Regions from separate parts of the Mus musculus genome. Here all the other regions are linked to region 1. The links are chromatin loops, found by intact Hi-C in ENCODE. Cell type or tissue: left cerebral cortex. All regions are shown on one strand. Region 1 holds the start of Tbl1x (transducin (beta)-like 1 X-linked). Region 2 has its middle 190 kb from the start of Tbl1x. Region 3 has its middle 77 kb from the start of Tbl1x. Region 4 has its middle 200 kb from the start of Tbl1x. Region 5 overlaps Tbl1x (transducin (beta)-like 1 X-linked). Region 6 has its middle 45 kb from the start of Cldn34-ps. Region 7 overlaps Tbl1x (transducin (beta)-like 1 X-linked).

Evidence for each region. Peaks named below come from ENCODE experiments on the same cell type or tissue, not always from the same donor. Only the 100,000 strongest peaks of a DNase experiment are listed, where the experiment ranks them.
Region 2: it touches region 1 in a loop (2.7-fold over the local background); 12 of 42 quality-filtered maps call a loop at or near these places.
Region 3: a loop joins it to region 1, with 18 times the contacts of the local background. A loop is called at or near these places in 32 of 42 quality-filtered maps.
Region 4: it touches region 1 in a loop (3-fold over the local background); 12 of 42 quality-filtered maps call a loop at or near these places.
Region 5: it touches region 1 in a loop (2.9-fold over the local background); 6 of 42 quality-filtered maps call a loop at or near these places.
Region 6: a loop joins it to region 1, with 2.6 times the contacts of the local background. A loop is called at or near these places in 9 of 42 quality-filtered maps.
Region 7: it touches region 1 in a loop (6-fold over the local background); 5 of 42 quality-filtered maps call a loop at or near these places.

Annotation. Positions count from the first base shown.
Region 1 is chrX:77,509,304-77,513,303 of GRCm38, forward strand. Tbl1x (transducin (beta)-like 1 X-linked) reads left to right here and starts at 1,924. Exons shown (of 16, transcript NM_020601.2): 1 at 1,924-1,966. In left cerebral cortex, CTCF peaks have their summits at 1,605 and 1,807; DNase peaks (open chromatin) are centred at 49, 687, 1,081, 1,583 and 2 more places; H3K4me3 peaks cover 3,122 bases; H3K27ac peaks cover 2,868 bases.
Region 2 is chrX:77,321,719-77,325,718 of GRCm38, forward strand. No RefSeq gene overlaps it. Among named protein-coding and RNA genes, the nearest start is that of Tbl1x, 190 kb to the right of the region's middle. In left cerebral cortex, no CTCF peak of the experiment used is centred here; a DNase peak (open chromatin) is centred at 2,108.
Region 3 is chrX:77,431,852-77,435,851 of GRCm38, forward strand. No RefSeq gene overlaps it. Among named protein-coding and RNA genes, the nearest start is that of Tbl1x, 77 kb to the right of the region's middle. In left cerebral cortex, a CTCF peak has its summit at 1,914 (motif pointing left); DNase peaks (open chromatin) are centred at 1,210 and 1,804; H3K4me3 peaks cover 741 bases; H3K27ac peaks cover 1,909 bases.
Region 4 is chrX:77,312,345-77,316,344 of GRCm38, forward strand. No RefSeq gene overlaps it. Among named protein-coding and RNA genes, the nearest start is that of Tbl1x, 200 kb to the right of the region's middle. In left cerebral cortex, a CTCF peak has its summit at 2,253 (motif pointing right); a DNase peak (open chromatin) is centred at 2,226.
Region 5 is chrX:77,577,486-77,581,485 of GRCm38, forward strand. The region is part of intron 1 of Tbl1x (transducin (beta)-like 1 X-linked); the gene reads left to right. Among named protein-coding and RNA genes, the nearest start is that of Gm52447, 63 kb to the right of the region's middle. In left cerebral cortex, no CTCF peak of the experiment used is centred here; DNase peaks (open chromatin) are centred at 871, 2,195 and 2,725; H3K27ac peaks cover 692 bases.
Region 6 is chrX:77,718,090-77,722,089 of GRCm38, forward strand. It overlaps the pseudogene Gm14746. Among named protein-coding and RNA genes, the nearest start is that of Cldn34-ps, 45 kb to the left of the region's middle. In left cerebral cortex, a CTCF peak has its summit at 2,476 (motif pointing left); a DNase peak (open chromatin) is centred at 2,460.
Region 7 is chrX:77,566,854-77,570,853 of GRCm38, forward strand. The region is part of intron 1 of Tbl1x (transducin (beta)-like 1 X-linked); the gene reads left to right. Among named protein-coding and RNA genes, the nearest start is that of Tbl1x, 58 kb to the left of the region's middle. In left cerebral cortex, no CTCF peak of the experiment used is centred here; a DNase peak (open chromatin) is centred at 2,004.

The DNA of each region.
Region 1 (4,000 bases):
TGAGCAAGGCGAAAGGAGAATCAATCAACCACAATGTGACCCTACAGGCGGAAAAAACGCAGCGCTACCACCAGCATGCAGTGGGGGAAGGGAAGCACGTGTAAACTGGGCCAGGGTTGCATCACGAGCAGGCTCAGGTTTTCGATTGCACCCTTCATAATACCTCAGCATCAGTCTGCACAAGCTCAGGAGCCCAAGAGCTAAGAAGGGCAGGCTCAAGGGAGCCCTACCAAGTCCTTTGGGGGTGGGGGTGCTTGAATGGCAGCTGATAGCTAATAAGCCTGTGTACTGCTGATTCACAATTATGGAGACTGTGTAAGTGTGGATTTTTTATTGATGCGCTCTAATAACTGTGTACCAACAGTCGTTTGACATATTTGACGTTTCGTAGAAATATTTTGCAAGGTAAATTTGAGGTCCGCCTTTTTGATGGAGAACCGGCCCCTTAAAAACTCGCCCCAGGTTCTCCCCTCCACCCCCAACTACCAGAGCAACAAATGCCTAGTGTTCAAGGAAGGAGCAAGTGAGGTTAGGGTTTAAATTGCGGAGTGTTACTGGGCGCTTAGCACCGAGCTCATTAGAAGCCTAAGGGAGGGGCAAATTGATTTTAAAAATACTCAGCAAGGCAGACACCAAAGGTGCTGAGGAGGAGGGCCGAATATTTATTTAATTGAATTAAAGGCGGGAGTATGGGGGGAAATCGTCACCGATGTGGAAGAGAGGAAGCGCCAGGGCTGGGCCTTACCAGCCTTGGCAACAGAAAACACTTTGCCAGCGCCTGCGGTTTCAGGCCTGGGGGTGGGGATTTACAGATTTGAGGGCCCCAGTACCCTAACATAGTCCTCCATAGTCCCAGCTTATTTGTGCCTTAGTCTTGTGTTAAAGCGTCTCCCCTATGCATTTCTGACTATTGGCCGAGAGGTGTTTTGCAAAGGTCATGGCTGCGCCCGAGTCCTCAATTTTTGCGGTGGGCGTAAAGGCAACTGGGGAGGGGGATGCTTTATGTCGTTAATTTTGAAGAAGATGCGCTTGGAGATGGTGTTACACGAGAACCTTCTAGGCTAGCTGGGCGGCTTCATCTTTTGAGGTGGGGGAGGGTAACACTTTCAGTGGCTTGGGTTACCATTCCCTCTTTAAATCTTCAGGGTGGCCCTTGTTCCCATCCCCCCTCCTCCCGAGCCACCTTGGCGTGAGGGGTGTGGGATTGAGTATCCGTGTAGGGGCCCTGTTCCCCCCTCATTCCTCTCTGAGCCTGGTAGGGGCCTGGTTGGGGCCCAGAGGGCAATGCTCAGGCTTCCCTCCTCCACCTTGGGCTTGGGGCGGGGAGAGGTGGGGGTGGGGAGGCTTTAGGGTGAAGAACTGTGCCGAGATGTAAGTCTTTTCCCTGCCCCCGGGGGGCTGGGTCTGGACTTGGTCCGGGGAAGGGCGGGCCTGGCGTCCTAGCCCTTACTGGGGGGAGGGGCTGCCGCGTGGGGACGCTGCCCCCCCAAGGAGCTCGGGGAGGGGCCGGCGGGCACGCGGTGGGGGAGGGCAGGGCTGTAGAGAGCCTCTTCCAGGTGTCTGGGGAGGGCGGCGCGCTGTCGACCCTCTTGGCACGTCTCCCAGCCTGGGTAGGCTTGCTCGCGTCCGCTCCCAGCGGAGGTCACTGGCCGTGTCGGTCCCTCCCGCCGTCCCGCCCTCTCCCGCCGCCGCCGCTCCCAGCCCAGCCCCCCCCAGTCTCGACGCTCGGGAGCGACAAGCCGCCAGCGCCCCCGCCCCGCCGCCGCTGCAGCGCCCTCCGGCCGCCATTCGCCACCGAAACTTTCCAGCGCTAGCTCTTCTCGTGGACTAGGTGGCGGGCCAGGGGTAGCGCGCGGCTGCTCCGGGGCGCTTGGCCCTCGTCGGCCTCCGCGCGGCCCGGGGTTGGTGACGGTGGACCCGCCAGTACGCTGAGTGCGCGGCCACAAGTTGCACGGCTCGCGGCGAGGTGAGTACACGCCGGGCAGGGGCTCAAACTTCTCGGGCCGAGGGGCGCGGTGGTGACCCCAATCGCGGGCCCTGAAGCTTCAGGAGGGGCAAGTTCCCGTGTGCCCCCCCAACCCCAGGTTGGGCGCGCTCCCTGCACGCCGAACAATACCTCTGGGGCGGCCGCTCCCCGAAGTGGCCGCGCGCGCGGGGGGCGGGAAAGGCCTGGGTGCGCCTTTGTTTTGGGGAGAGGGAAAGGCAAGTTTAGGGACGCTCTGCAGTTCGTCCCAGCATCTCTTTGTCTGAGGCTCCAGAGGGGGTTGGCTGGGCTGACCCGCGTCGCCCTGGGACTTGGGGGCCGCGCGGGATCCCCTTGTGGGGGAGGGGAGCCTCATTCATCCTCGAGGCGCGGGCCGGCGCTCCCGGAACACGGTGGACGCGCGGCGGCGCGCGGGGGATAGTGGCTGGCCCGTTTGTGATCAGTTTCCGAGGCGCAAACTGTCAGGGAAGTCCGGGAGCCCCCTCCCCATACCTACTCCCAGGCCTGGTCTCGGGGACCAGGGTGTGTGTGGGGGGGTGACAACGACGGAGGGCGGCTCCTCTGGCTAGGTGAGGGAGAGGGACCGCCCAGTACGGCCTGGGGAGGGTGTAAACCTGTTGCTTTGGGGCTGGGGAGGGGTTCTCCAGATCTGCACTCACCCACATCCTCGTCTTAGGAATTTCCCTTACGTAGAGAAGGGTGCTGGGAGCAGGAGTTTATGTAGGAGGGGTGCGCCTTTGAACGTCGGTGATCTTCGGGTTTTGTGACAACTTTAGGAGGAGACTACAGGCCCGCTGGTGCTGGATGGGGCCTGGGCTTCACGTGCGTGACCAGTGAGCAATCAGGAGCTTGGGGCTTTTTTTTTTCCCTCTCTCTCTCTTTTTTTCTTTTTCTTTTTTTTTTTCCCCCAGCGTCTGGCGTTCTCAGAGGCCTCCGCACTGTAAATTCCGCAGTTAGGGTCGGCTTGTTTCTTTCTGACCAAGTGTTGTGGGGCAAAACCTAAAACAGCTCCCCTCCCCCTAACCAAAACCTAAGCCATACTGCTAGTGCAAGTGTTTGTTTCTGTTCTGCTTTGGTGTGTGTGCCTTGACCTGACTAGTGTTTTTCTCTGAGCTAGTCCCTGGTTTAACTTAAAAGAGGACACAAGAATACAGGAGGAGGAGTGAGTGCTTTGTCCTACTCCCCCCCCCCCCCAGTCTTGGTTTAGGGTAGCAAATAGGTCTTGGTGAGCCTATGAAATTTACCATTGGTCATTTCTAAAGACACATATCAAGGTATGAAATAGTGTTGAGTGTAGATGGCACTTTTATTTTTAAAGGGATTTCGTGTCCAAGTGTGCTGCAGATTATTTTCATGGCACCACCCACCAGTGTAATTAGTACAACGATGAAAGTCGAAGTTCACTTGATCCACTTATTAAAATGGCCCCCTAAAGCTTTTCAAGCCTTTAATCACACACACACCTGTAGGACAGGCATGGGTGATTTGGGGTGTAAGGCTCTCATTTACCCCAGGATATGTCCTTACTTGGGTCAGAGAATTCCACTTAGGCAGCACTACTAAAAGAAAAAGGAAGATATTTTACTCCTTTTAATGGTATTGGGCAGATACTCATTTCAAGTTTACCTCGGTTTTGCTGTTGGGTTTTGCTATTTTTCTAGGCCCTGGGAGTCACACCAAAGCAAGGCCTTTGAGGGACACTGTGAATGGAAGCTGATTGTCTTCTAGTATGGTGGGTGGGCTACCAGGATCCTTGGGGTGATGATAATTTTCTTTGATGCGGGATTATTGTGGTTTGAATGAGAATGGCCTCCTTAGGCCATTTGAATGCTAGGTCCTCAATTGGTGGAAATGTTTTTGAGAAGGTTTAGAAGTGTGGCCTTTTAAGGTATGTGTATCCTTTTGAGGTTTCAAAGGCCCACACTATTCCCAGTTAGCTCACTCTCTGCCTGTGCTTGCGGATCAGATGTAAGCTCTCATGCTCCAGTGCCATGCCTACCTGCTGCCACAATCCCT
Region 2 (4,000 bases), 190 kb before region 1:
GTGAGACTATGCCGGGGCCTAGCAAACACAGAAGTGGATGCCCACAGTCAGCTAATGGATGGATCACAGGGCTCCCAATGGAGGAGCTAGAGAAAGTACCCAAGGAGCTAAAGGGATCTGCAACCCTATAGGTGGATCAACATTATGAACTAACCAGTACCCCGGAGCTCTTGACTCTAGCTGCATATGTATCAAAAGATGGCCTAGTCGGCCATCACTGGAAAGAGAGGCCCATTGGACACACAAACTTTATATGCCCCAGAACAGGGGAACGCCAGGGCCAAAAAGGGGGAGTGGGCGGGTAGGGGAGTGGGGGTGGGTGGGTATGGGGGACTTTTGGTATAGCATTGGAAATGTAAATGAGCTAAATACCTAATAAAAAATGGAAAGAAAAAAAAAAAAAAAAAGAGAGACTCTCAATTGAGAAAATGCTTCCATGTGAGTGGGGTATAAACAAGTCCATCAGGCATTTCCTTGATTAATGCTTGATGTGGGAGGGCCTGGGGTCACACATTCAAACCGAGCACAAATCCTGGGAAGGTGGTCCTAGACTGTATAAGAAAGAAGCAGGTTTAGTAATCCAGGAGCAATCCAGTAAGCAGCACTCTTCCATGGCTTCTTCTTCAATTTCTGCCTCCAGCTTCCTACCCTGCTTGATTTCCTGTCTTGATTTTCCTCAGCAATGGTCTGTTACCTGGAAGTATAAAATGAGATAAACCCTTTCCTCACCAAGTTGCTTTTAGTAATGGTGTTTTATTCACAGCATAGTAAACCCTAAGACAATCACCATTACTTTAATCCCTTCCCTGCTGTGTGGAAGCAAGATAGAATGCATCTAAGGGACAGGTCATGACCCTTTGTATTTCTGGTCTCCACCTCAGATATATATATATACAAGTAAGCTTTAGGTACCCAATGAAGAATTTCAGACCAAGTAAATGCAGCAATGCTGTCTACAGAAATACCCATAATTCTGGCAGTTTAAAACAATCTATGGGAGTCAGGAGAGCCCTGAACTTCTCTAGTCACTGGGCTTACCAGCTCCACTTGGCTCATGCTGTTTATCAGTGAAATCAAGGTCTGGGAGAGCAAAATATTAAATCTTCAGGGTTGAAGAAATGGCTCAGCGGTTGAAAGCAATCACTGTTCTTCCAGAGGACCAGAGTTCTGTTACTAGCACCAATGCCAGATGGCTCATGAATGTCTCTAACCGTAGCTTGAATGGATCCAATGACTGACCACCAGGAACACCTATAGTCACATGCATATATGTATACGCAGATACAGAATTAAAACTAGCAAATAAATATTCCAAAAGGATAAAAATAAGGTCTCAAGATCTTGTCAGTTCTTTACCACATAGACTACACTTTCATCTGTGTGAGTTATGGTAGGTAACAACAGATTCAAAACTCAGCTCTCAGCTCATTGACATTCAAAACTTACCTCCTAAAAGCCAATGCTTGATTGCCAACTTGACAAGATCTAGGGTCACTATGGAAACAAACATTTGGGCATATCTGTAAATAATTATCTAGGTTAGGTTAACTGAGGTGGAAAAATGCTCTCTAAATGTGGGTAGTACTAATCTATGGTTTGAGGCTATGGACTTCATGAAAAAGAGAATGTGAGCTAGTGACCAGCAGCAATGTGACCAGCCACCTCAAATCCATGCCATTATGACTTCCCACCGTGCAGACACCCTGGAGCCTTGGGGCAAAATAAATTCTTCTTTCTTAAGTAGCTTTTTGTCAGGTATTTTGTTGCAGCAACGAGAGAAGTTTTTTGTTTTGTTTTGTTTTGTTTTGTTTCACAATAGAGCCAAAGATGGTCGGAAGCGCAAGGTTCAGTGATGCTTGGCTTGGGTACTGTAGCCTCTAGGGTCAGTCGGGGCTGGGTTTCATTTCTTCCCCACAAAAGAAAAGAGGCTTTTATTTTTAGTTCTGAATCCCATTTGGCTGGATGAGAACTCGAGTTTGATAGCTTTTATTCTTCCCACGACTTGATTTCTTAAAAGCAACTCAGTTTGCATCTCATTTGGGAGCTGCTTTTACACAGATCAAAGATAATGACATTCTCAGCCAGTGAAAGACACCATTTGCCAGCTCTTTTTCTAAGACAATTTGTTGGAGCAGATTTTAGGGGAGGCTGGGAAGTGGGGGAAGTACTCCAACTTGCGTTGCTGTGGAAACTTCTGCAGAAGCTAAGAGGGTACTTGTTCAGCTCCTAAGAGAGTGAGATCTTACTTCTTAAAATATCATTCATTTCCACGGTACAAAGATGCAATTAGCCCTGTCTACAGAGGAGGAGGGTTTGCTTTTATCTCCTTTTGGGGCTAGAAGGTCAGGCTGAGATAGAATCTTTTTATTCTCATAATCACAGCAGAGTCTGAAGAACTATGAGCACCTGGAGGGAGTGAAATATGGGAGGCATGAGGTGTCCTATTCCAAAGAATATGCTATTGGCATTAAACTAATGACAACCATTTTGGGCTAAGGATGTCATTGTAAAACAGTCCTTGGCATATACTGAGCAACCTCTGCTACATTTGATCAGAGCCATTGTTTTCTTTGAAACAGTTTGAAGTCCTTGAACAATTAATGAAGCCGTGTACTTCTGCTTTCTGACCCATAACAAACACAAAAAAGGGCATAGATAATCCACTGTCTGCAGGGCACTGTGGAATGCCATGTAGATAGCCAGAATGGTGGGTGACATCGTAAGCACTATTGTCAACATCAGGAACTACATCCTCAAATGAAAAAGTGTTGAAACACAGCCTGAATTTGGGTGTGATATCAGATACCTGTCATTCCAACCCTCAGAAAGCTAAGGCATAATAATGATTTCAAACCCAGCCTGGACTGCATCCTAAAGAGGCAACCTAGACTATACAAAAACATCTTGTTTCTTAAAAAATAAAATGGAGAAGCAGTGAAAAAGTAGTCTTCTTATACTGATTTCATCCTTTCTGCCACTATGAGACCTTCTCAATGCTACATGTCATCCTTCTCATTCCCACGTAACTCAAAGCCTCTTGTACCTCCAAATATATTAACACAATCCTTTTTGTTTATCTCTCTTGATAGATACACACACACACACACACACACACACACACATACACACACACACCTACATACTCATGGACATAGACTGTCCCCCTAAAAATTATCACAAAGAACTTAGTGACTCAAGGCCAGAGAATAGAATATAGAAAGAGAAAATAGAAAGTGAGTTCCCAGTGCAGTGTTACCTAATCAGGTGATCAAGGTCAGCATCATTAGATAACACCATGGGGCTATAATATGCCCATAAGTTTGGGCCCTGACAAAAATCACCTCACCTCTGTTCAAAACCCTTCAATACACTGATCATTGGAGATACATCAAGAAAACCACTGGAGAACATTCTGCAAAAACTTCAAAACATGAAAAATAAGGGCAATATGAAGAAACCTCGCAGCCAAGAACATGAGGATGACCCAACTGTATGTAAGCTGCTGGGCAGGATGGCTGGACTGTAGGCACGCAGGAGGGAGGGAAAAGGTGAGGCAACAGGATTTCTATGAGAAAATGAATAAAACTCAAAGCAAGTCTGGAGTTTAATTCATGATAACAGCCCCCTGATGGTTTCCTAGCTGTGCCAGACACAATTACACATGTGTTATAAATCTAAGATGTGTTCCACAATGTGACATTGATTGATGAGGTAAATCAGCACACAAGTAGATAAAACCAGACTGTGAACCAGCTGACTGATGTGTTTACATGTGTGCAGAATCTTTTCTACAGCCAGCTAGCTAATCCTTTGGCCACCACTTAAGTCAGGGACATACCCGGCCTAATATCATTGTAATTGACTTCTCAGGCAATATTCCTGAGAAATATGGATCCAGATTTTGCCCAAAATCATTCTTTTCCCTGAGGTAGACATAGATCAAATTTTAAATCTTAAAAAAAAAAAAGCCACATGCAAGAACATTCATGTGCAGAGAAAA
Region 3 (4,000 bases), 77 kb before region 1:
AAAACCCATGACGACTGCTTAGACAAGCCAGTTTGTGGGCCTGGCTTCAGCAGTCTTAGTTGTTAGCTTTCTGAGACAAAAGTCAGAAAGAACGCAGAGTCTAACCTTTGACAGACAGCACTGTATTTATTAACACCCACAGCGAGGGAGTAGCAGCCTCTCTCCTGTGGGAAATTGAGGGGTCTCACAGGGGGGATAAAGCTGATCTATATAAAGTGTTGGAGTAAGGGACTTGGGAATGAGGTAATTGTAGCAGCAGTAGCCCACATTTCTTTTCTGCAATCTCTCCTTCCTGAAATTGTTTGCTCAAGGCAAGACCTTGGGAGATGAGATGTCTCTACAAACTTGCCTTTCTGAGCTGACCGATAAGATATAGCAAGGCCATCTGTAATCTCCTAGGATTCCGGTTTTACCTCTGAGGAGTCACTCTATCATTAGCAGAGCAACAAAGTCACTGCACATGGAGATGCTGGCCAGTCTGGCTGTGTGCACTGGTAACAGATGGTGAACTACACCTTTGCCAGTTTGCACCTGGCTATTTTAAAGTTGTGTGCACAGAATGGCATTTAAAGGTCTTGCATATCTCTTTAGAAGGGACAAAAAGCATAACATAACCCACAAAGCTTGCATGGAGGGAGCAAGTGGCTGTGCCCCAATTTGGAGAGGTGTTCAGTTTTTCATAGGAGGGGATTGCTTTTTGGTTTAACTGGCATTCTATTTTTTAGGGGAGGGGTCTTTCTTTTCTCCTTCCTTTTTTTATTCTGATTTGCCTTGTAACTGGGGCGAGTGGGGGAGAACTGGAAGTGCTTCTTTATGTGGGGGTAGGGGGACACGGTGAGCCACATGGAGAGAATCCCAAGATACCACTGCCTCATCCACCCATTCCTGTCCCCAACACATATACACAAAAATGTGAATTGTCATTTTTTTGAAGTTTTTTTTTTTAAGCAGTAGTTCCTGTTACATTCAAGGAAGACCTAGGCCATTTTATTATTAAACAATGGTCTCTTTTTAAGTAAGAAAAGAGAGAGAGAGAGAGAGAGAGAGAGAGAGAAGAAAAGAAAACTCAAGATCACTTTGGTAGAAGGCTAGGATCTGCCCTACTATGGCTGTGTTTTAAATCTGTTTTCTTAAGTCCTCAATTAAGCTTTCCAGAAACTGGGCGTGTTTTCATTTGCATTCCGAAACAGAAATCTGACGAGTTTGAACATTGTCTGCTTGGGTTCAAAAGGAAACTGTAAATTTATACAGTCTGTTTTAAAAAAAATGTCAATTGCATCTTAATGAGTCTCCGCAGAGAAGTGCCCCACCCCTTCTCCCATCCCCCTCCCATCCCCCTCCCTCCTACTGACCCGGCCCTCCTCTGCCACCGCCCACCCCCTTCCTGCTCACCTACCTCCCCTTCCTTCCTCCACTTCCCATTCCCCTCCATTTCATTTCCCAACTCCCCTCCTTCCAGCTCTACTTTCCATCCCCCACCTTTTCACTTTCCAAACCTGCCCCTCCTCCTCCATTTCCTAGGTCCTCCCTCCTTCCCAGCCCCCTCCTTCGCGCTTTCCACCCTTTTTCTTCCCCCCTCCTCCTCCACCTCCTCCCCCTCCCCTTTTCCTCCCTGAGCCGTGTGCATTCCAGCTGCAGCCCTGCCCCTTCCTCCCCACCCTGCTCAATTCTTTCTCCCCCCCCCCTCCCCCGCCCACTTTCCAGCCCGGTTACCAGCCAGGCTCCCAGAGGGCTGGCGAGCGCATGCTTCCAAAGGTCACGTGGTCCCTCCGCCTCCCCGGCGGGGGAGGGGCGGCTGCCGAACCTGTTCTTTGTTAAGAGGTCAGAGCCTGCGCCTGCGCTAACTGGGAAGGAACTACCGAGGAGCTTCAAAGAGCTGCGCAGTCTCCGCGCCCCGCCCCCAGCTGGGCCTAGGTTGTAATCGCTGGACTCCTCAAAGGCGGCCGGGTTCACATCCTCCACAGGGGTTGGGGACCTTCTGGGAAACCCAGAGACCCTATAAAATAGGGAAACTGGGGAGCAGTGGTGTGCTTAGCGGGAAGCGCTTGAATGCTCAAATGTGTTATTCTATCTAAAGGTCTTTCCCTGTGCAAAAACATTTTCCCCTCCAAAAATGAGAGTTGAGGGGGAGGGGAGGTGGGTAATAAAACTAAGCGTGCTCTGTGCAAGCAGTTGAACACTGTGATTAGGTTACATAGCTGTAAAAATATTTTTCTAGGTCACTAGATATTTTTCAAACTCAGACTTTAACTGAGGGCAGTGGAATTTTTTTATGCCAGAATGTATTAACCACTCCTGATTGCAAAGAATTGCTGTGTCTTGTTTGTTTTTTCTTTTGGGTTTTTGTTGTTGTTGTTGTTGTTGTTTGGCTTTTGGTTTTTTTGGTTTTTCGAGACAGGGTTTCATTTATCTGTATAGCCTTGGCTGTCCTGGAACTCACTTTGTCAAGGAGGACGGTGAGGGCCCCAATCCTAGCCTGCAGAGGACCAGGATGTGGCTCCCAAAGTCCATGGCTGGACAAGTTTTAGAAGCCCGGATCTGAGAAGGACAGAAGCCAACTGGGGCACAAATATAGCTCTTGATCTGGTGGGTGCTCTGGGATGGGAACTTATTTGGGGACACCGGGGCCAGCCTTGGTCATCTTTATTTCTCTTACATAGCAATGAGCGTCGTTTACACAAGCACAGACACTTAAGGTCTTGCTAACATATGCCAAGCACACTTCTTTACATAACTGATATGACTTTCATGGCCGCTGTAGGGTACACACTGCTGTCCCCTGCGCCCCCTACCCCCTGGCTTTTTTGGGTAGTTTTGGCTATAGCCCAGGCTGGCCTCGAACTCAGAAATCTGCCTGCCTCTGCCTCCCGAGTGCTGGGATTAAAGGCGTGCACCACCATACCCGGCTCACTGTGTCTGTTTTAAAACATGGGCTGGGGATGTATCTCTGGGTAGTGCGCTTGACTAGCAGGCATGAAACCCGGGTGTTGGCAGCACTGCGTTCCAACTGAGCATGGTGGCACACACCTGTAATCACAGTGCTGGAGAGGTGGAGGCAAGAGGACCAGAACTTTTTCAGGTCGTCGTCAATTTCACAGTTTGTATTGTTATGTTTTGTCGTTATCGCCTAAAAGCCAGTTCTTTTCTACAGATAGACAGAAAGGGAGTGGATCTGATGGGAGGGGAGGTAGGGAAGAACTGGGAAGAACAGAGAGAGGAGAAACTGTAATCAGGATATATTGTAGGAGAAAAGAATCTATTTTAGTAAACGGGGAAGAAATGACTTTAAAAGAAAAATCATTATTACAAAGAAAAAAGGTTCTGAGTCTGAGATGTATGAAACCTTGATTCAAGACAATAAAAGGTTACAGCTCAGTGACACTGCACTTGCTCGGCACTCAAAAGTGGAAGAGTGTGTAATTGTGTAATTATGTAAGTAGCCTTTTCCTCTACAGTTCTCAGTGTGACAAACAAATATAGGTCAGGGATAAGTATGTTAACCTTGCCTGCTTGGATATTCCGGATTTTCTGTTCCATTCTATGTATATCTGTATACATATCCTGGGAGTGGGGAGCACATGGGTGCACTTATGCCATGGCATATGTATAAAGGTCAAAGGACAAAGTGGGTTTTCCAGGGTTCGTTCTCTCTCTCTCTCTCTCTCTCTCTCTTCCATTCTGTGAGCTGTGAGCACTGGGATTATGGATGTTGGATACAGTGTTCATTTTTGTGTGGGTTTCAGGGACCTGAACTCCCATCGTTCTTGCTTACTTGACAAGTACTTTAAGCACAGCCATCAGCCAGAATTAGACTTAAAGGTAGAAAATACAATACTGACCACATTTCCAAGAGTTGAAGATGACTGACCAGGCTGGCAGGAAATAGCTCCTAACATCCACAAATCCCCATCCATTAGAAGACCTTGGGAAAAGCTCTCTGGCCATACCTTTGAGAGGAACACTTCATAAACGTCCCATAAAGCCTCAGTGTTTGTCATGA
Region 4 (4,000 bases), 200 kb before region 1:
AACCTAACCATCAAGTTCCAGGTTCAGTAAAAGAATTCTATTCTTCCTCCCACAAAAAGAGCAGAGTATAATTAAGAAAATACTTGGCACTAACCTCTACTTTCCATGCTTAAGTGCACAAGTGCATACATGCACACTTGTAGCGACAAACACATATGCACACATACATACACACACCCATACAGGAAGAAAGACACAGTAATTATCTTCCAAAAATAATATTAGGGGTGAGAGAGATGGCTTAGCAGTTAAGAGCACTGGCTGCTTCCAGAGGACCTGAGTTTGATTACCAGCTCCCACATCAAGCAATTCATAACCATCTGTAACTCTGGATTCAGAGAAACATATCGTTTCTAAGAGTACCTGTGCACAAGGCCTACACTCACAGGACACATACAAGTGAAAATAAAAATCTAAAATTTTTAAATAAGTTAATTAAAGGCATTGCATTCTGTCTTAATTAACCTACCTTTGATCTTTCTATGGAAAGTTTGAGGGTTTGTCAGCCTGAAGAGCACTGGCATTTGGGAACTAATAAATAAATCACTATCGTCCATTTTTGTCCCAATTCGTTGAGAAAGAATTAAGTGTCATTGTGGCATTTTTCAATCAAAATTTGTTTTTGTAGGTTCTCTTCCCAGCTTCTTTCCCTTCCCTTCAGTCTTCCACCCTCGGTATCTTCCTCTCTACTTTTATGTTTCATGTGACCTGCTGTTCTCCCCTCCTTTTTCAACACCTCATACCCCCTTTAGTGGTCTCCTGTCTAGGTTTGTGTTCTATACCCACTCTCACAACTTTTTATTTATATACACAGAAGCATTAAAAGTCAGGACCCAATATAAGGTACACTTGGAGATCATAAAAGAATTAGAAAAGCAGGAAGCACTACTAGGCCCTTGTCTTCACTGGGTGGCAGCTGGCACCTGCTTGTCTAGACACTCTCAGTTCATCCTAGGATTGAAGTTACAGACACAATGAAGATAGCACTTTCCTAAAGAACTCAGCCAATAAGAAACAAAAGGGAACCAGGGGATGCCATTAGAAATATCAAAACTACTGTTTTGTGCCAAATGAGTGTGACAGACTTCTTTTTGTTTTTTTTTTTGTTTGTTTGTTTTTTGTTTTTTGTTTTTTGTTTTTTTTTTTTTTTTTTTTTTTGTTCTTGCTTTGTTTGTTTGGTTGCTTGCTTGCTTTGCTTTGCTTTTGTCCAGGCTGAAACCAGACTTCTGCAGAAACAAATGCAAATCCATGTCACTTCTAGTACTTTGATTCTCCAGTACTCTTATGAAGTAAGGATCATCATTTCTCACAAGAGCAGAGCTGTCTCTAAGATGCTAGGAGCACCCAACCCTTTTCCTCTTACAACCCAAGCAATACTCCAACACTTATAAATGTGCTACAGTCAGGGAGAAATATTATATTCCCAACTACCTCAGTGTCATTCATAGGCTTAAATAACTTCATCTTTCAAAGCCACAAGGAGCCTGCGTACACACAGTATGAGTGAGAAATTCAAAGACTCGTAACCATTGCCCATTTTCTTTTCTGCACAAATTAGCAAAAATGTACATACAATTATGACCTACTCAACCTATTTCTCCAAAGTGAAGTTGACTGCAGTTGGAACCACATCACCAAGTCCAGACGCCCACACTCATCATAGAGCTCTTAGGCTTTGTCTGCAATTTCTTAAACTGGAACAGTATCAAAGCTAATGAAGGAGGCGTCATTTTCAAGTTTTGCTAAGATAGTCATTTAGTAGATTAAGTGTTCTTTTAAACTTCTCTAGATGTACTTGTTAAAACTATAAATTATTTACATGGCAGTTAATAAAGCAACATTTAGTCAAAACCCATCCTTAACATGAGACCACATACCATAACTAAAAATATTAAGTATGCATTGAATGTACTGTTGTTTAGACAAGGTCTCATGTAAAGCATGCTAGCCAAAAATCATCATGTACTTCTGATCTTGCATTAATTATATCAACAATTAATGAGGAAGGATGTCACAAATTTAAAAGAGAAAGGAGGGGTATGCGGGAGGGTTTGGAGGGAAGAAAGGGGATGGAGAAATGTTATAATTCTAATCTCAAAAAAATGTTAAGAGGCTAACATGAGACTTGGAGCTTGGTGAGGAGGCTGTAGTTAAGGTAAGTGGGACATAAGGGAATGGCAGAGGGCCAAAGACTACAGGGAAGAATAACTCTAAAGGATACACAAAGATCCTCTCAGACGCTCCAGCAGATGGCAGTAAAGGTCAAACCAGGCATGCAAATTAGCTTGAGTCTACCACAACCAGGACACAATTTCCTCTTATCCTTCAAGAGACAACCTTTTCCTCGTAATAGTATCCCCTATACTTAAGCCAGAAAATCATAAAATTACTGGAAGGTAAAAATTAATTTCATTACTCTGATGGTTAACCTCAGCTGTCAACTTGATAAGATCTAGAATCACCCAGGACATGGGTCTCTGGCAATGTCTGTGGAGGCATATCTTGCTTGTGTTAGTTGACATGAAAGACCATCTCAATTGTGAGCAGAACTATAGTAAGACTTCCAGGACAGTACAAGAGAGAAAGCAAGCTGAGCACTAGCATGCATCACTCTCTGTTTCCTGATTGTCTGATTGTAGGTGTGATGTCACCAGTTGTTTCAAGCTCCTTCTATCTTGACTTTCCCACCATGATATCTTGGAACCTACATGTTAAGGGGGGTTAACTTCTTCCTTAAGTTGTTTTTGTCAGAGTATTTTATCATAGCAACTGGAGAAGAAACTAAGATGTGTTGGAGGGATGTCTTGTCATAAATTCTTGTGTGGGCCCTTCAGAGGCTGTTGGAAATGCATGGCCAGAGACCTGGCTAGTTTTATGTCAACATCACACAAGCTAGAGTCATTTTTAAAGAGAGACTCTCAGAACTTAGGAAATTAGTCTGAACAGGTTAGAGGGTGCGCCAGAGAACCGGACAGCTTCTGGGACGGGCAGAAGCACAGAGCCGCTGAGGCAGCAGCCTGGGCGGGCCGCAGACAACCGGCCACCATCCGGACCAGAGGACAGGTGTCCGCCTGGCTTGGGAGGTGACCTCAGCCTCAGCAGCAGCGGTCGCCATCTGGGTTCCGGGACTCCGCGGGACCTAGGAAATTAGTCTGAACAGGTTAGAGGGTGCACCAGAGAACCGGACAGCTTCTGGGACGGGCGGAAGCACAGAGCCGCTGAGGCAGCAGCCTGGGCGGGCCGCAGATAACCGGCCACCATCCGGACCAGAGGACAGGTGTCCGCCTGGCTTGGGAGGCGACCTCAGCCTCAGCAGCAGCGGTCGCCATCTTGGTTCCGGGACTCAGCAGAACTTAGGAAATTAGTCTGAACAGGTTAGAGGGTGCGCCAGAGAACCGGACAGCTTCTGGGACGGGCAGAAGCACAGAGCCGCTGAGGCAGCAGCCTGGGCGGGCCGCAGACAACCGGCCACCATCCGGACCAGAGGACAGGTGTCCGCCTGGCTTGGGAGGCGACCTCAGCCTCAGCAGCAGCGGTCGCCATCTGGGTTCCCGGACTCCGCGGGACCTAGGAAATTAGTCTGAACAGGTTAGAGGGTGCACCAGAGAACCGGACAGCTTCTGGGACGGGCGGAAGCACAGAGCCGCTGAGGCAGCAGCCTGGGCGGGCCGCTGATAACCGGCCACCATCCGGACCAGAGGATAGGTGTCCGCCTGGCTCGGGAGACGGCCTCGGCCTCAGGAGCAGCGGTCACCATCTTGGTTCCAGGACTCCCTGGAACTTAGGATTTTAGTCTGCACAGGTGAGAGTCTGCACCACAGAAGCTGACAGCTTCTGGGAACTGCCAAAGCAACACAGCTTCTGAGAGAGGCCCTGTTTTGGGCCTTCTTCTTCGACCAGGAGGAGGTCCAAAAACAAGATATCTGCGCACCTTCCCTGTAAGAGAGCTTGCCAGCAGAGAGTGCTCTGAGCACTGAAACTCAGAGGAGAGAATCTGTCT
Region 5 (4,000 bases), 68 kb after region 1:
TTAAGAAGTCCTAGTGTCTGTGTAGAGACATATGCTCAGGACTTGACTTTTCCTAGTTGGTTCAGCAAAAACCTTCACCATCTTGGTTATTGACCAAGTAAACATATGGTGACAATGTGATCCATTATCCAAATATAGACAGTTTTGAAATAGAATCACTTAATAATGATTCTTCTGTCATTAATGTCAACTTCTGAAATGGCAAGGCTTTGTGATATTTTTATAGTTTCTTACAACTGTAATATTTTGATCAGTGTCTGGTATGATAAAATATTGTTTCTCTAATAAGCTGACTTATTTGTGCCTCAGAGGCTAAGCTCTCAAGAGTGTTAAAAAAAAAGGTGGTGTTTACTTCTCAGAGTTACTACCCTTCCAACTTGCAGAATACTGAGTCCATGTGTTTCTACACTAAACTTACTTGCTAAAATTTAAGTAGACTCCATATATACCAAATGACTACTCCTTATGTGCAGGACTTGAGATAATAGGGGGAGTCCAAACATATCCTACTGGGACTTGAGATAGCTCAGTGGTCAAGAACATTTCTTGTTCTTCCAGAGGACTCAGGTTCACACCATCCATAACCGCAGTTCCAAGGCATCTGACACCCTGTGCTAACCCCCGTGTGTACTAGGCATGCATGTGGTGTACATACACATGCATACAGGCAAAACACTCATATGTGCTAAATAAAACCTAAAACCAAACAAATTAAAGAGACAGAAAGACAGAGATGGAAGCTTGCTTTATTTTTAGCCAGGAAAGCAGTAGAGAAGACATTTGCTGTCAAGAAAACATTGCCTTTGCTGTATTCCTTTTGTCAAAGGAACCTAAGTCACTGGGTTTTTGTCTGAGAGAACGGGATTCAATTAGTCACTCTGTTCACACAGATAAGAGGAAGAGCAGACACAGGGAAGAGCCTATTCAGGCAGTTGGCTCTTGTATAACCAGAACATACTGCAATTCAAGTTTGAGGCCTCTGATTCTCATATTGTAATGATTGTGTTTCTAGACTGAAATGTTAGGGTTTTTCCTTCTGAAATTCCCAACCCAAATTCATGACAATGTTTTAATGCTAGATGTTTCAAAATTATTTCTTAAGGAATCTGGACAAATTTTAATGAACCCACCAGATATTGTTAACAGTCTTATGTATATAGACTCATGAATGTGACTATTTTGTAAATAGTCAGATCTTTGTGTAATAAATGGAAATATTATTTAAACATCGCCATAGAATACAGTTTCATTGTGTAGTATGGTCTTGCTCTTTAGGTATGCTTTTCTGAAGCATTAGATTATGAAAGCCAAGCTTTGGGTTTTACTGTATAGGTAATCCACACAATGTTTTGATACCAAAAAAAAATGTTATTCTTGTAGGCCAGGCATGGTGGCTGATGCCTATAATTTCAGCATTTAGAGGTAGAGATATGGGGATTGCTAGGACAATACTGATCTACATTTCAAGTTCTGGCTCAATTAGGGCTACATAAGGAGAACCCATCTCAAATGAATGGAAATGAAGTGAAACAAATTAGCAGTGGATGTTTAACTTAGTTGGTGGAATACTTCCCTAAGCATGCAGGAAACACTGGGTTTGTTCCCCAGCACTACATAGAGATATGGTAGTGTATGCCTTTTAATGTTGGAACTCAGTTGAAGGCAGGGGATAAGGAAGTCAAGATCTCTCAAGCTGCTTAAAGAGTCCCAGACCATTTACATATACATAGAGTCTGCTTCAAAAGAAAGACAAAGAAAGGGTCTTAAGCTGGGGATGTACTTCAGTGGTAGAGCACTTGCCTAGCACATGCAGGGTTCCAGGGTTTAATTTCTAGCATTGCAATAAACACATTTAAAGTATAGATGAATAAAAAAATTTAAAAAATGTTCTAGCCTTCATGCATTATTATTTATAATAAGTTGAAGGCTTGAGGGCAGGGGTGAATGACCCTGATCGCCATATGATAGGTTATTAAACAACTGTTTAAACCAATATTATGGATACTTACTTCCTGGTAGAGGAGACACCATGATCCTGAAGGTGTTTCCCCGAGTGTGAGGCTTATCCACTGCACTCTGTATATACTTACTGGCACCAAAATGTGATTGCAAGATTCAGCAAGTTTTTTCTGCAACCTCTTGTGACCAGCATGTAGCTCATTTGGGCTTGTGAGTGGTTCTGCATGTATCCTGGGAGTAAGCCAGGCTGCAGGGAACTGTACCATAGCCACCCAGATTTTATTTGTTAGTTATTTTTTAGTGTTGCCATTTAGCCAGGATTAAGAATTACTAAAGAACTGTCCCTGTTGTTTCCCCCTCCTTGAGAATGCTTTCTTTCTGGGACCCGCAGAAGAAATTTTATACACGCATAAGAAGTCTAGAAGCTGGGTTTTCTGATGGTTTGTTTTTATTATTGAATAAGCATTAGATCTGTGGTACCCATCCTCCCAATAGAATGCTGTGTTCATTGGCAAACTTTGGGTTAGTAGTACCTTCATGGTGGCTTCAGCTCTATTTCTCTTTGTTGTTACCATCTACTTTCTCTGGCCCATCTTGTTATTTCATTTTTGTTATTTTGTATGTGATTGTGAGATCATTTCCCCCCTCCTTTCCTGGGTGGGGAAAGATAAGGGTTTCGCTTACTGAGACTGTTGTGGTTTCTTGGAGGTTGGTAGCTGGCAGTAGCTTTTGAATTCTGATGTGTTAGCGGCATGCATCCTATTTTAATCTCGCTTCCTGTGGAAGTGCCTCGGGGACACAATGTATTTCTAAATTTAGTGTGATGAATACTGGATCACACAGTTTCTGCCAGACCCTAGGCAAAGCTTTGGAGGTCATTCAGGTCTGAATGTGAGAGATATAGTTCTTCAAAAGTGGTTTATACAAGAAAGATTTCTAATGATTAACAAAGTACCCAAATCCTTGCATTTTACTGCAATTAAAAAGTCTTGGTGGCTAGAGAAATGGCTCAGTGGTTCAGAGTGCTCATTTCTCTTGCAGAGGACCTGAGCTCTGTTCCCAGCACCAAGTCAGTTGGTTCACTACTACCTGTAACTCTGACTCTAGGGACTCTTTTTCTGGCCTCTGTGCCATATACATGCACATACATATAAACACAAATAAAAAAATAACTTAGAAATAAATTCTTGTATGTCAGGTTTAACACACCCAAGTTATTTTCTATCTCTTTACCTGTTAAAGGGTGATCTTTCTCTAAACTCCATTGAAGTCTGGGCCTTAAATAGGCTTCATGAGGTTTACAGAAAAAGCAGAAAATGAAAGTGAGGTATTAGAGCTAGAAATGTTCATGAAGACCAGCACTCAGATCCCCAGCACCCATGTAAAAGTTGGGTGTGGTTGTGCCCATGTTTAACTTCATAAGCTGGGTAAGAGGTGCATGCGCAAGTGTGCATGAGCGCACACACAGACAGAAAGAGAAACAGAGAGAGAGAGAGAGACATGTATGCATTCGCCTACACCCTAAAAGCAAAGAAAAAGTTACAAGGAATTAGTGCAAAAACCATTTTTATTTTGATGTAAAAAGGAAAAGTTTGAAGTAATAATTTCTTTTTTTTTTTTTTTTTTTTTTTTTTTTTTTTTTTTTTTGAGAGGGAGACAGGGTTTCTCTGTGTAGCTCTGGCTGTCCCGGAACTCACTTTGTAGACCAGGCTGTAAACTCAGAGATCCACCTGCCTCTGTCTCCTGAGTGCTGGGATTAAAGGCATGTGCCACTACCACCCAGCTCAAAATACTTTGTTTTTATTTCCAGTGTTATTTATTAGTTGGTTTATTTTGTCACACAGTCTTACTCTGCATTCCAGGCTGTCCTCAAACTAGTGATGAGGTGACAGGTATGTGCCACGACTTTAGCTAACTGATAATTTTGATGAGCCAGGAGCAGAGAAGGAACATGCATTTTTCCATATATCTTTATCACTCCCAGCATATGGATAACATTAGGTGCCCCTTGAATGTTTTAAGGGGAAGGTGGATGATGAAA
Region 6 (4,000 bases), 210 kb after region 1:
AGCCAAGGGGGCAGCCAGTGAGTTCCCCTCAAACCTCACGTGAGGGCGCCCGCTTTTTCTGGCCTCCCCATGACCACCTAGCACTGCCCGCAGCCCCTGAAGCTGAGGCAGGCCCGGGGGAGTTGTGTTGAGCCCTTGGCCTGGGCTCTCACTGAAGGTGGGGCTCCTTGACTCACACCCTGCTCTGGCTTGCTTCTTGATTGCCCCGAGCCGCCTCCTCCTCCTAATTTTATTTATTTATTTATTTATTTATTTATTTATTTATTCCATGATAGGGTTTCTCTATGTAGCCCTGGCTGTCTCTGGAACTCAGAAATCCGCCTGCCTCTACCTCCCAAGTGCTGGGATCAAAGGCGTGTGGCACCACCTCCTGGCCCAGGCCCAAAATTTATTCTTAAAGGTAAAAATGTTAGACACTAAGCATAAATTGTCAAAAAGATTATCTAAATTAATATGAACATTGCTGAATACCATGCAAACATGCAAATATTAAACCATGTTTATACTGTATTTTCATGCACTGTCTCATAGCATTTTTTGTACTGTGTGCATGGATTTGAGCAGGACATCACTGCATTATGTGTGATCTAAGTCATCAACAGCAGTTGTTTCAAGCAAGGTTAAAAGATTTAACAAAGGTTCTTATTTGGACGAAGAAGTGGCTGCTTAGCCTTATTTATAATAGCCAGAAGCTGGAAAGAACCCAGATGCCCCTCAACAGAGGAATGGATACAAAAAAATGTGGTATATTTACACAATGGAGTACTACTCAGCTATTAAAAAGAATGAATTTATGAAATTCCTAGGCAAATGGTTGGACCTGGAGGGCATCATCCTGAGTGAGGTAACACAATCACAAAAGAACTCAACTGATATGTACTCACTGATAAGTGGATATTAGCCCAGAAACCCAGAATACCCAAGATATAAGATACAATTTGCAAAACACATGAAACTGAAGAAGAACGAAGACCAAAGTGTGGACACTTTGCCCCTTCTTTGACTCTAGCTGCATATGTATCAAAAGATGGCCTAGTCGGCCATCACTGGAAAGAGAGGCCCATTGAACACGCAAACTTTGTATGCCCCAGTACAGGGGAATGCCAGGGCCAAAAGGGGGGAGTGGGTGGGTAGGGGAGTGGGGGTGGGTGGGTATGGGGGACTTTTGGTATAGCATTGGAAATGTAAATGAGCTAAATACCTAATAAAAAATGGAAAAAAAAGAAATGGGAACAAAACACCCATGGAAGGAGTTACAGAGACAAAGTTGGAGCTGAGACAAAAGGATGGACCATCTAGAGACTGCCATATCCAGGGATCCATCCCATAATCAGCCTTCAAACGCTGACACCATTGCATACACTAGCAAGATTTTGCTGAAAGGACCCTGATATAGCTGTCTCTTGTGAGACTATGCTGGGGCCTAGCAAACACAGAAGTGGATGATCACAGTCAGCTATTGAATGGATCACAGGGCCCCCAATGGAGGAGCTAGAGAAGGTATCCAAGGAGCTAAAGGGTTCTGCAACCCTATAGGTGGAACAACATTATGAACTAACCAGTACCCCGGAGCTCTTGACTCTAGCTGCATATGTATCAAAAGATGGCCTAGTTGGCCATCACTGGAAAGAGAGGCCCATTGGACATGCAAACTTTATATGCCCCAGTACAGGGGAACGCCAGGGCCAAAAAGTGGGAGTGGGTGGGTAGGGAAGTGGGGTGGGGAGGGTATGGGGGACTTTTGGGATAGCATTTGAAATGTAATTGAGGAAAATACCTAATAAAAATATTTTTTAAAAAAAGAAGTGGCTGCTTAGAAGTCATGAGCAATGTGCTGTCCTGAGGAACAGGCTGGCTTGGTTGTTTGCCCTTCCAAATAGCAATCTGAAGGCTCTATGAGGAGAGACAATGAGGATAGCCATAAGGGGAAATCTGCAGCTAGGAGGAGCACAGCATAGATGTGCGATGGTCACCAAAGCTTAAGTATTCATAGTATCATTGAATTGTACAGTAACTATGGCTAAACGAACAATTACATGGGATGTGCATTTTCCCGCAATAAAATCAGTGGGCAAAAAACTAAAGTAGCTCTTGGCACTAGAATGTTACAACTCTCCTACTTAAATAATATTATAAAAACGCAAACATCTTACTAGAATCAATCCATTGTGTTCTCTTTCCTAAGCAAGCAAATAAGTAGAGATGACCACTTTCCTTGTTCACAATGAGATCCCCTCAGTATATAATAACTATCACACTGGAGTATCACCTTCCTTATGCTGAGCAAAGCTCTATGGTGTGTATAGAGATAGTCTCCACGTAACTGGGAGTGGTGGCCCCACTCAAAGGGGGTGGGGTGGCAAAGGGGGTGGGGTGGCAGGCCATTTCTGGGATCTCTTCTGGCAAAACATCTTCATGTACTTATCTGAAGGAAATGAGAATACGCATACCAGGCATGGGGTGCCATCTTGTGGAAGTAAGAAGTTGTGCACTCTAGCAGTGTCTTCTGCCAGAGTTGGCCTCAGCTCCAAAGCCAGAGTAAGATAAGTGTAGAGACAGCACATTACCTTTCTCAAACAGAATCCACACCCTAGTCAGGAAGGAAAGGCATACTTTCCAAAGATGCATGCATAGCCCTTAGCCTGACCAACGTTTTTCAGATCCATGATTTGGCTATGAAACCAAATATCATTGGACAACTCAGGTCAGTCGGCGTTTTCTACCTAGTCCCATGAGATGTTTTTGGCCCTGCAAAAACTCAGCTAAGAGCTCTCACTCTGCAAGCCATGTCAGACATCACCGTAGAATTCAGTCATCATCCTGAATCTAATGAATGAATGACATATTTTATAATAAGCTAATAGGAACTTAAGTGTTTGTGGTTATGGGACACCAAGAAGCCAAGTCCCAGAACTAGAGTGGGAGGGTAAGGCCAGGCAGTTCTGTAGGAGTGGGAGAGCAGCCTGGTTTACATAAACAGCTCCAGGCTAAACTCAAAACAGAAACTCTTCCTGTTCCAGGAGATGATGTGTCCTTTCTGGGTACAGAGTGTAAGAGCAAACTTCATCAAGCCAAAAATTATTCATAATAAATTGAAAGAAGCTGAATGTAGTGACCTGTGTAGCACACACAAGAACAGAAGTAAATAAAATATCAGTCAAAACAAACATGTAAAGCCGGGCTGGAGAGATGGCTTAAGAGCATTGGCTAATGTCCCAGAGGACCCAGGTTCAACACTCAAATGCAACTCATGACTGCCTGTAACTCCAGCCCCAGGGATTCTGGCACCTTCACACAGACATACATAGAAGCAAAACACTAATGCACATAAAATAAAGATAAATTAAAAATGTAAAGCCTGCAAAATCTGCTTTACTTGCAAGCCACACTAATGGATTTGTAATATTAGGGCAAATTACTCCTTGGATACATCCCAGTAAATATCCATACTACCCATTCTCACTAACAAAGAGCTTATGACATTCTTTTTTGTTCATCTGTTTTTCTTTTTTACTTTTTGAAGCAAGTACTGTTTGTAGAAAAAAGGGAGGGGCTTTAGAAATATTCACATATGCCACTGCCATTCACTAACACTGGAAATTGACTTGGGTGGGTAGAAAAATATGTGTACCCATCGTTATCCATACAAGGAAGAGTCCTCTGTAGGTTAGGGTAAGCAATTTTGCAGTACCATTTCCCAGCAAGCAATTCTTTCTGTGTAAATAAGGCCATTTCTGTGGTACCAGGTTGCAAGTAATCCTAATTAGCTGCATAAATCTGACATTCTGTGGCTCTAAATGGGTAAAGGGTAATCCTGTTTTTGTTGTTGTTGTTTTAGTTTTTGTTTGTTTTTGTTTTGCCTAGAGAATTATTTAGTAACATGGTTTAAATGACCTGTGCACTAGTGTGTGCTCTCTCTCTGTCTCTCTCTCTCCCTCCACACACCCCCACCCCTCATGAAACTAAGTGACATATGACTGCTTGCCCATCTACAGGTGCT
Region 7 (4,000 bases), 58 kb after region 1:
CATGTGCTGCTCTTACAGAGGATCATCATTGTATTACACATGTTGAGAAGGGCACATTTGGGGAACTGTGGCTCTTTGTTATCAGGATTCTACCAGTCCTATTCACATGGATGTTGACAGTAGCTGGGTTCATGATAAACACAAGCAAAGTAGAATTATTGGGTGGGTCTACAATGTGGAAAACATTTTGTTTGGGCAATTTCTTGAGCCACATGCTATTAGTTAAATACAACAACAGCAACAAAAAATGATGTTTCTAATTCTCCTATCCATTTTGCTTATATTAGAATACAATATTATTTTCTTTTAGATCTATTTTTATTTTGTGTGTATGAGTGTTTGCCTGAATGTATGTGTACTACATGCATGCCATGGAGGCCAGAAAAGGACGTTGGATTCCCTGGAAGTATGTAAAGACAGTTATGAGCCACCATGTTGATGCTGGGAATTCAATCCTGGTCCTCTGCAGGAGAAACAGGTAACTTAACTACAGAGCCATCTCTCCAATCCCCTAGTCTAAAAGAGCATTCAGCTGTGCTTTTTTAGAGAAGAGTTGCTGTGTGATTTTGATTTGATTATTAACTTGATAGGATCAAGACTCTTCAGACCTCTAAGATATGCCTAGATAATGTTCACTCCTTTGGGAAGACCTATCGTAGCTGTGGGTGACACCACCCTATGGGCTGGTTCTAGACTGAATGAAAAAACTGAGCTGATTTACTTCTTTGCTCCTGACTGTCTCTACAATTTGTCCAGCTTCCTTCAAAGGTTGTGCTTTTTCTGTCCTGATAGACTGTTCAAACTGTGAGCCAAAATAAACCCTTTCATCTTTAAATGGCTTTTGTCTGGTATCTTGTTAGAACAATAGAAGCAACCAATGCAGTCATACATTCTTTAAAAATGTATTATAATCCATCATTGTCATACTTGTATTAGATGCACAATTTGACTAGTTGGGAGTCTTCAAGGTGAGTCTTGGGTTTTTTTGTTTTTTGTTTGTTTGTTTTTTGGTCAAGTTCCTCTATAACCTTTTTAAGTGTATCTTTCTTTCTGGGGATGCAAAGCTATTGGTTCCCAGAGTAAATTCCCAGGCCCTGGCCTAGAATAAGTCTTAATTACCATGGCAATTAGAAGCTGGGAGCGGTTAAGTTTGCTCTTTGTTGGTGGTGTTTGGATCTTGGCTCTTTCAGTAAGGGGGCCCTGGAGGTGGGTATTGTTTACCTGTTTGGCTTCCTGCTGATTCTCATTGTCAGATGTAGCTGATATGGGTTCTCCTACCCCCCCTTTTCCCTCTTGCTTCAGTGGTTTTCTTTTTCCTTTGTTGCCCAGGCCCCATCCTGTGTATTTAGGTTCCTAGAATTAGGGCTATTGTCGTGCTGATTTACAGGGATCTCTGGTCTACACCTGCTGGGCCCAACTTTGCATACTGTTTAGTTTTAGACGCTTTCAAGCTCTGAACTTTTAAGTAGTTGATGGTGGGGGGAGGGTGGAATTAAAAGTGGTAAAGTGTGTGATGGGTAGCTCAGTTGGCAAAATGCTTGTTCTTACAAATGTGAGGAACTGAGTTCAAATCTTCAGCCCTTATGTGAAAACCTGGGTATGGCAGCACTTGCTCTAACACCAGAGCTAGGCTGTGGGGACAGAGACATAATCTCTAGAAATTGCTAGCTGGCCAGTTTAGCCTATTAGGTTCAGTTTGAGACTCTTTCAAAACCTAAGGTGGAGAGCAGCTGAGGAAGGGCATCTGATGTTAGCTGTAGACCCTCACATAGGCCTGCAAGCACCCAAAAACATGAACCTTGTTTTATGACATGAGGGACTGCTTTCATGAAAGTCAGTCTTTAGCCTCAGAGGGAAGACTGGGGAGGGTGTCAGGGGATGGTGGCCATAGATCAAACTGTTCTGAGGATTCAGAGCCAAAGACACACTTGTATGACAGCTTACTCACTCCGAGCCCACCCTGGGGAATTGGTTTCATTTCTAAGAGCCCCTTCACTTGTGAGTTTGGTTGTGTTAAAGGGAGTTACAAGCCTGGGATCCTAGAAATAGCCTGCACAATATTCTGCAGTTAGGCTCTGCTTTGTATGTGGGGGTAGGGCATGGTGATTGGAGTTGGATGAAAGTGTTCATTGAAGGCATGGTTAAAGGGATAAAAGAGCTTTGATGTAGACTGTTTCCAGCCATCCATTTAATTCTCCGTCCACAAGTGGAAAGAAAATAAACAACCATTCAAAAGTAATATTTATGTAACCTGCAGAAATCTCGGCCAGCCATGGGAAAGATGATGCGCTTTGACGTGCAGGATGGTCTCCCGAGTTCCCCCTGGCCTCGGGCTTCTGAGCAAAGCTAATGAGAGAGAGAGAGAGAGAGAGAGAGAGAGAGAGAGAGAGAGAGAGAGAGAGCCAATCTCTGTTTCTGTCGGAATTTTCTGAATCTTCTTCATAACATAGAAACTTTTTTTTTTAATGGAAAAATAAGTTGCACAGATTTTACATTTAGGTCATTTTCATAGAATGTAGGTCACTCAATTCAATAGGAGAGTATGCTGTTTTTACTTTTTTGGTGTGTATATATGTTGTGTGTTGGGGAGGTATTTGTACTAGTTGGTGTATGTGCGTGCATGTTTGCATGTGGGTGTAGAGACCAGATGTTGGGTGTCTTTCCTCTATTGATATTGGTTGTCTTCTAGTGATCTCTACCTTTATTTTATTTTTTAAAATTGGGTTTCCAAAAAGACTTATCACATGCCTGTGAATGTATACTGTGTATGTTTATATGTCTATGGAGCCAAAAGAAGGTACTTGGTGTCGTCCCCTAGAGCTGGAGTTAGAGATGGTTGTGAGCTGGTGCTGGGAACCCAGCTTGGGTCTTCCAGGAGAGAGTACAGGCTATTAACTGCCAAGCCATCTCCATCCTACATACCTTACTTTTGAGGATGAGATTTCTCTCATCCTAGAATGAGAGATGAGAACTAGAAACACATTGATTGAGCTAGGCTAACTAGTGGTTGAGCTTCAGGTAAGAGTCTCTCTGCCTTCAAATGTTGCTTGGGTTAAAAATCTCATGTTACGAATCTGGTGTTTTACGTGGATTTGGGGGATCTGAACTGAGGACCTTACCGCTGTGTTTGCATAGGGGGTTCTTTATCCACTATGGCATTTTCCCAGGCAATGTCTTTTAGATTCCCCAAAGAAGGGAAGTATGGTGTGATTGAAAAGAATCTAGAAAGATAGATTGAGATAGTGTTGAGGATGGAGTAACTCAGGCTGGCTGGGTGTGGTGGCTCACTTTTGTAATCCCAGCATTCAGGAGCCAAGGCAGAAAGATTATTTCAAATTTGATGCCACACTGGGCTGCATAGCAAGTTCTAGGCCAGTTAGGACTACATTACAAGAGTCTGTCTTAAAAAACAAAACAAGTTTGGATTGTTTTTATACTGCAAAGTTTTGACAAGTTAGGATGCTGGTGTGTGTGTGGGTATGTGGGTGGGTGCACGTGTGTGCCTACTTGCTTGGTATGAGCCTAATAGTGTTGGTGTGGGAGGGGTACTTCTGGTCTCTGCTAGCTGGAAGCCTAGGATGCTGTTGCAGATCTATAGCGCCCTATACTAGTCTTCTCTTCCTGTCCCCAGAATGTTTTACCTCATGTGATTTTACCACTAGGCTGAAGTTTGCAACTCCAACAAGATGTTCCTCTGCTCTCATTCTGTAGCCTACATGGCAAGGTTTCCCTTGCTTATGGAAGTAGAGATAGCTAAAGATAGAGGGGTTGCCTTTCAGGCACAGTGTCCCCTGTAAGCACAAAGGGTAGAGTTTTGTTGGCTCAGCACCATTGTTAGACATATTGTCACTTCCAAGTGTTTTTACATGGAGGTTTTTCTCCATAAATAAAGTTTTAGAGGTGGGGAATTATTCATGGTGCAAACTTCTGTGTACCTGTAACAGCAGCTGCTCAGCCAACTCTAAGGTGTAGAGATGTACCTTTCCTCCTCTGAAGAAGC